3 separate regions of the Mus musculus genome follow, and regions 2 and 3 are each linked to region 1. A link is a loop called in an ENCODE intact Hi-C map of the cell type or tissue named here. Cell type or tissue: heart. All regions are shown on one strand.

Region 1 (2,500 bases):
CAGCACAGAGAGCAAAAGCCATAAACTGCCCCAGGGAATGTGGTCACACTTTACCAAAGACCATTTAAAGACTGATCAGTCCCATCTTATTCGGGGAACTCTCAATCTTGACAGCACTCATGCATAGAAATACCAGTTACCACTGTGGTTACTCAAGGAAATCTCTATGCTAATTATACCCCAAGAGACTTTGAAAAGTGGTCACTGATTTGGCTCAGCTCTATTTCAGTGGATGAATAAGATGTGTCTGTGTTTTCTGAGACATCGGCTTGAAAATAAATAATTGATAGGAGACAGTAGTGCTTAATTACAGCTCAGGTTTAGCACTCAGTGGATGACATTGTGTTCTGCATTATTTAGAGTCAACCCAGAGAGAGAGAGAGAGTTTTGAGCACTTAAGTATTTACATATGCATAACCCAGAGGATATTTTCTCTTTGGAAATGGAGACTACACAATCCAATCAGCAATTTTACTGAGCCATCTTGTCCCTAAAAAGCTTTTCCTGAGATTCTCTTAATGCTACATCATGTTCCAATTTCCACTTAGTGTCAAAAGTATCCTGGCAAGACTCAGACTCTGACGGATGAAAGGAAGCCAGAGAAGTTCCCACTAGGAGCAAAAGGCATGTTTGTCCTTACCTGAGACTGGGCCTGCAGGGATAGCCTCACTTCTTCACTCTCCATAGCGGCCATGCTACTTTTACCACAGGAGACTTTGTGCAGTTCTTCCCAGCACTCTTTGGGCTTGCCCTTGCAAATCATCTCCAGGAGCCTTGTGCTTCTTGTCCCGCTCATAGCACATTCATAAAACGTCCCATTAAGCAAAGCCACAGAGAGCCACATCACCGGAGCCACCAGTGAACTCAGTATGATATGGCCCAGGACGTAGAAGAAGCGGCAGCAGCGTCTCCTGGGAAATATTTTTTTTGGGTTCATACAGCAGCCAGTGAAGAGTCTCCATGCCTTGTTATTCAGAAAGAAGCCAAGGATCAGTAACACCCAGGCAGGGGCGAAGAGAAAAACCAGCCCATAGGCAGTATTCTCAACGCTGCAGGGGCACTTAAATGCCACCAGCGAGAAGAGACGTTCGCTACCCACGGTGAGCAAAGCCATGAAGCTGTAGCCAATAGCAGTTTTTTGGTTAAGAAAGAATTTTAAGATGCTCTGAAAGGCATCCATGTTGGAGACACACACACACACACACACACACACGCGAAGAGGGAAAGACGTTTGCCTTGGTTTTAGCACAGCAACTGTGGCTGAGGCTGAGGGTGGAGCTCTTTCAAAACAGCAATCCTGCTCAGTCTGCATCGAGCCAGATAAGGAAACAATGTCATTCCCCAGGAATGCTTTATTTCCCAACAACGTTCAGATAATGCCTCCTACTGGTGGTTGCTGACACTTGAGGGTAGCCAAAGAAGCTGAAAAGTAAACGCAAGTTCCTTTTAATAGTCTTTGCACGTGCTTTTGATTCCAAATCGAAAATGCTCATACAAATTATAAGTATAGAAATTGTCCAGTGGGGGGCTCAGTGCTTCTAGAAATGTGTTTCAGCCACTGACTGGTAGCCAAAGCCAGTCTCCAGACCCAGTGTTTCATGATCGGTTTCTTCTCTTGCTCTGTGCCCTAAGATTTAGTAGACAGGAGTTCTGACTTCCTAAAAGGGTTTTCTTCATTAGAGACCTGAAACATATGGGGTGGGGTTTTTAGAATTTGTGTGAGAAGTCTAATAACTACAGGGGCTTTAGAGAAAAGGAGGCATCCTCGTTTCTCTTCATGTAACGTCTTGATTCACATCATGATAGGTTTTGTTTTTCTTTTTCTTTTTGGTGGGAGGGGAAGTCACAAAGAAAATCTTTCTAAAACAGATGCCAAACCTGAGTTAGGATATCTTCGGGGCTCCAAACCACCCACCACTTGGTCATATGGACCATCGCTGAACCTCGGCATGGTGTTTCATACCAGAACATGTTTCACTCTGTTCACTTAGCAAATGCTAGCTGACTCCAGGTTGTTTTCTAGGACTGAACATAGTGTCACGTGTAGATTAGAAACTCACTCAGAAGTTTGATTTGCAGGTAGCTACTGAATTTGCAACGTAGTAGGATTGTTCAAGATAGGCAGTCCTCCTGTCTATTCAATCAACCAATGAGCACATGAATGAACATTTTTGTACTTCACATTATAAATGATTTAAGAAAATTGCTTCCATTTCTCTCCTACACTGCTCTTAATTTAAACATTAAGTTAATTCACACCTCTGAATGACGGCAGCACATCCAGTTGTCAGATTTCCATGAATAAGTGTAAGAAGCTTCGCCTAGGTGTTTTGTGAAAGGCCTTGGATTAGGAGTCAAGCAAGTAAAAGGCTACAGTCTTTGCTGTTATATTCGTGCTTCTCTAAAGAGCAGATTATACATTTGTGAGAGTTATGGCTTAGAAGAAATAGAGGGGCCAGCAAGATGGCTGTATGGGTAAAGGTGTTTTTCTCTAAGCCTG
Region 2 (2,500 bases), 230 kb after region 1:
AAACTACATTATTCAGATTTAAAAAATTTTAAAGTTTTTTATTTTGTGTGTGTGTCTGTGTGTGTGTGTGTGTGTGTGTGTGTGTGTGTGTGTGTATGTGTCTTCACCCTTATCATGGCACACAAGTGGAGGTCAGAGGACCACAGAGGGGAGCACTCTCCTTCCATAGCTGTGAGTCCCAGGGATGAACTCAGATTGTTAGCATCAGTGACAAAAGCCTGTATGTGCCTAGCCCTCTCTACTGTCCTCCAAACATATTCTTACTAAAGGACAATTACAAAATTGTAAGTTTTCTGTTCGGTGATTTCCCCCAAGAGACTAAACTTTGAAGGCATGAAACACACACACACACACACACACACACACACACACACACACACACACACATATTTTGCTTGGCATGAAGCTGACAATCAATGCATGAATGCTAGATGAGTATAGAAGAAAATACAAGAACATTATGTCTTTATATTCAAAGCAATAACATGACTTGTAGCATGCTGCCGAACTGTGCATAACAGATAATGCCTATATTTGCTATGTGCTGTCAACGTCATTTGTATCTAAAATTCTGGTCTGTATCTATCCTTATAAAATCACACTTAATACGACACCAACAGGTTAACAGTAACTGGATAAGACAGGAAATTCAGATCTGAGGTAGAAAACAACAATCTTGTTTGCTCTGACCTTGCAGAGAAATCTGCATTTTCACTTCCATGCTGAAGGAATTCTACTTTACTGTCACTTTATGGAATTCATTCCCCAGACTTCCCCACCACCCCTCTTAGCTGGTATTTTCTGTGTGAAAATGGAATGAAGAGCAAAATTTCAAAAAGCTGACTTGAAAGAATAAAAGTTTAGCTCTTTTATGTTAAAAACTTGGTTGCTATAGCATTCTGGAAAAACCTGCCAGGGTGGAATGCTGGAACAGTCTGCTGTGGAGAAGTGGCCTGCTGGGATTGGAAGGGTTGGGAGACCTCTCGTGGCCAGAGAAAAGTGGTACAACTTAATACTGAAACTGCTTTAGCTCAACAGACACGTGTGCCACATCAGTAATGCTAACATCCCTGGTCAACAAACACCACTCAGCTATCACCATTGTTCCTGTGATGGGGTAAGAGCTGGCAGAGCTGTGAAGGGTCCTGGGGATGCTGGGATGCCAACACCTCCACCACCAGCCTCCAACCTGTTGCTGCTGCCATTGCAGAACAAAACTGAGGACACTGAAGTTACCAACTCTACCAGTATGTTGGTAAAACGCTAAATACGTTACCTGTGGGCTGTTAAAATATATACGCTGTGGAGATGATCCAAGGAATTATTTTCTGGAAAAAAAAAGCTTGTCTATGAAAGACAGAGATATTTACTGGAGAATGAAAGAGGCAAATTTCTTTTGTGTATTTTATATAGAGCAAAGGATATTATACAGTCTCTCTGTAGTTTGGGCTGCTCTAATGACTCATTGTTCAGTAAACACATATGGATGAATGAGAAAAATTAGTATGCTACATAAAATACTAAAAAAAGGACCCCAAAATTGAAGTAAACAATATAATGAAAAACATGAAATATACTTTTTTTGTTGTTTTGGTTTTTTTGTTTTTTCAAGACAGGGTTTCTCTGTTGTAGCCCTGACTGTCATGGAACTCACTCTGTAGACCAGGCTGTCCTCAAACTCAGAAATCCGCCTGCCTCTGCCTCCCAAGTGCTGGGATTAAAGGCGTGCACCACTACTGCCCAGCCTGAAATATACTTTTAACAATTCTTTATTTATATCTCTGTAATATAATTCACATACTTATGCCTCACCCTGAAGATCTGACACAGCTGGGCTGGGCCACAATAGGGGTATGTTTTGAAGATCTTCAAGTATTTATAAGGTGACATTAGGTTAAGAAAAACTGGTCCAAATATTCACATTCAAAAAATTTTTCTGCAATTGAGGGCATCTTAGTTTTAAAGTATCTTTACTGGCTAAAGTATACCTCTGTTCATGATAAAGGAAACTTGCACATACTAACTGCTGTTTTGTCTTAGTTAGGGTTTTACTTCTGTGAACAGACACCATGACCAAGGCAAGTTTTACAAAAACAACATTTAATTGGGGCTGGCTTACAGGTTCAGAGGTTCAGTCCATTATCATCAAGGTAGGAGCATGGCAGCATCCAGGCAGGCATGGCACAGGCAGAGCTAAGAGTTCTAAGTCTTCATCCAAAGGCTGCTAGTGGAAGACAGACTTCCAAGCAACTAGGGTGAGGGTCTTAAGCCCACACCCATAGTGACATACCTACTCCAACCAGGTCACACCTCCAAATGGTGCCACTCCCTGGCCCAAGAATATACAAACCGTCACATGTTTATTATGCTTTGTATATTTCAGTGAGTGTGCGTGCGTGTGTGTGTGTGGTACAAATAAGAAAGTACAACTTATGGAAACTAGTTTTGAGTTCTTGTGGCCAAATTCAGGTTGTCAGGCTTGGCAGCAAGTGTCTACTCT
Region 3 (2,500 bases), 110 kb before region 1:
TCTCAGGTCCATTACCATCTCCTTTTGATCCCAATTTCATGCCCTGTTTTTGTTTGGTTTTGTTTGATAGCTCATAGACTCCAATATGTGTTTTCTAAATACTCCTGGGTTTGGGGCCATTCAAATGCCCCCCTTACAAGGAGCCACACCTTTAAAATGAGAATTACCTACCCCTACACACACACACACACACCCCAAAAAAACATCGACGTCCATTACTCCTCAGCCTCAGTTGGTGAAATCCCTCTGTCGTAGAAAGCTGACTGTCTTGCTCTTGTGCAGGCAACCATAGCTGCTGTGAATTCATGAGTGTAACAGTCCTGTCATGTCCAAAAAACATCACTTCCCTCCAGGCCTCTCCAACCTCTGTCTTAGTCTCTCTGCCTCCACTTCCGCAATGGCCCTTGAGTTTTTATTGCTATAAATACAGATATCCTACTAGTGGGTGAGCACTCAACCAACACCTAAGTCCCTGCCCTTTCAGCAGTTTGAGGTTTTTGTATTTAAAACAAGAAACTCCTCTGGGGAGTTCTGAGTGCTGCATTGATCTGTGGGTAAATGAGTTTCATTTCTTTTGTATACTATATTGTGACTATACAATACTTTGATCTAAGTTCTAAGTGACTACATGCTTCTGTTCACAGGAGCTACCACTCTTATCCAACATGTGTCTAAGAAAACAGCCTCCATCATATCTCCCCACTTGCAATGAAGATTAAAATGGAGGGAAGAAATCCTTAAGACAAAACTTGTACCAGTTACCATAAAAAGTACTCATACTTCTAATGTATTTTTTTCATGTGTGTGTGTGTATGTGTGTGTGTGTGTAAGGGGCTTGGGAAGACGTGGAGTTCAGAGGAAAACTTTCAGCAGTCTCTCTCCACCATGTGGCCAGACAATTCCACCCAGGTCATCCTTGGTTTTTGCTGCTCAGAGATGCCATTTGCATAACGGTGCTAAGGTAGAATGAATGAATGCTTTCACCACTAGGTGGCACTCGTGAACACTGCACTTTCAAGACAATTTACTCCATGTGGTTGCTAGGTGGCGATAGTGTCTTTGCATGACCAAAATATTGTATATGCACATTACAATATATAAAGAATATACTCTAGGTTTAGAAAAGGGTCTGTATTATGAGAAAATATTGATTTATGAATGTAATTCACCATATCCTATCTAAAAGTGAAATTAAGATATATCTCAATTTTGTTAAACAGACATCTTTATTTTCATCATAAAAGACCAATAAAGAAAACCACATAGCATAGCTCCAATAGAAACACTGCTGTCTCTTTGATAGCTACCAAAATCCTTGAAGTATGAGAACCTGTTGTGCCTTCTGTGTTAACAGGGATCTTCTTTCTCCTCTATCTCTGATGTTGACTTGCTAGCTAATGTCAACAACAATCCAGTTCACCTCTAAGAGAACACAAGAGTTTATTGTAAGCCAAATATGAGTTATTGTGTCTCAAGAACACAGATACAGGTTACCCCAAATGACATTTCATCACAGAAGCAGTTACATGAATTTTTTTATAGTTACAGAACAAAAGAAAGTCACAAATTAAGACATTCACAAAATAGTGAGAGCACCAGGTAAATGGGTTTCAGCAAAGCAGGGAGATATTATGTTAAAAAAGATTTAGATCTTCTCTGGTGGCAAGTTACTGGTCTGTTGACATAATACATTCCCAAAGTTGCCCCGGTGGGGAACAAGATGAGAATTCAGATCCAGACAGGGTTGACAAATGGCTACTATACTAAAATGATTAAGAGAAGTTTGGCTGTGGATCTGCAAATTTCTAACTCTCCACAATCACCAACTTCTCATCAGGCAGTTGGTCTTTTGGTACCTTTAACATAGGTATGGTTTTTGTTTTTGAAATCAGCTCATTCTAATTTGTGCCCTAAAAGCCACTGCTAGAGCTGAGTCCAACTTAAATCTTAAGCTTCAGTTGTTGTACTGCATTTAATTTTCCCATAACTGGTCAAGACAGAAGTCCTATGATTCCCACCATGGAGCAAGGAGTTCTTTTCTGTCCAATCATCTTTTAGTTTCTCACTCCATCATAAAAACAATACAAAAAACTCAATGGTTGTCTAGTGTTTTAACAGTGACCTCAGATTAACATCAACACAAGTTCAGTACCAACAGGACTATATTCTCCCGTCTGAATAAATACTTCTTTCTATAATCCACAAAATCAAAGGCCTCCAAAGGAAGCTTAGTATGGGCATGTCAGCAGAGGCAGGACCTTCTACTCTGATCTGTGTTATCTTCTTGATCATTGTTGATCTTTTCTAAGATCATTCTCCCTGGACAGTCACACAGGTGTCTCATACATGACAGTGACAAGTACATCAGGTAGCCATGGAGCTTGCCTGTGCTCTCATTCACCATGCTCAGTGGCCTCCTGATTCCTGCCATAATCTCCAGTAGATGCCACAGGCCCTAGAACTGAGTCTCAAGAACACAGATACAGGTTACCCCAAATGA

Evidence for each region. A loop is a pair of places that touch in the nucleus more often than their neighbours do. Peaks named below come from ENCODE experiments on the same cell type or tissue, not always from the same donor. Only the 100,000 strongest peaks of a DNase experiment are listed, where the experiment ranks them.
Region 2: a loop joins it to region 1, with 7 times the contacts of the local background. A loop is called at or near these places in 5 of 42 quality-filtered maps.
Region 3: a loop joins it to region 1, with 5 times the contacts of the local background. A loop is called at or near these places in 7 of 42 quality-filtered maps.

The regions. Positions count from the first base shown.
Region 1 is chr10:34,095,258-34,097,757 of GRCm38, forward strand. All of the region lies in intron 4 of Trappc3l (trafficking protein particle complex 3 like), which reads left to right. It overlaps Calhm5 (calcium homeostasis modulator family member 5), which reads right to left and starts at 1,262. Exons shown (of 2, transcript NM_178908.3): 1 at 641-1,262. The coding sequence starts at 1,180. In heart, a CTCF peak has its summit at 1,404 (motif pointing left); a DNase peak (open chromatin) is centred at 1,374; H3K4me3 peaks cover 1,268 bases; H3K27ac peaks cover 1,195 bases.
Region 2 is chr10:34,327,476-34,329,975 of GRCm38, forward strand. All of the region lies in intron 6 of Nt5dc1 (5'-nucleotidase domain containing 1), which reads right to left. Among named protein-coding and RNA genes, the nearest start is that of Gm26564, 31 kb to the left of the region's middle. In heart, a CTCF peak has its summit at 982 (motif pointing left); no DNase peak of the experiment used is centred here.
Region 3 is chr10:33,986,003-33,988,502 of GRCm38, forward strand. It overlaps A830082N09Rik (RIKEN cDNA A830082N09 gene), which reads right to left. Exons shown (of 1, transcript NR_015526.2): 1 at 1,214-2,500. Among named protein-coding and RNA genes, the nearest start is that of A830082N09Rik, 7.8 kb to the right of the region's middle. In heart, a CTCF peak has its summit at 1,011 (motif pointing right); no DNase peak of the experiment used is centred here.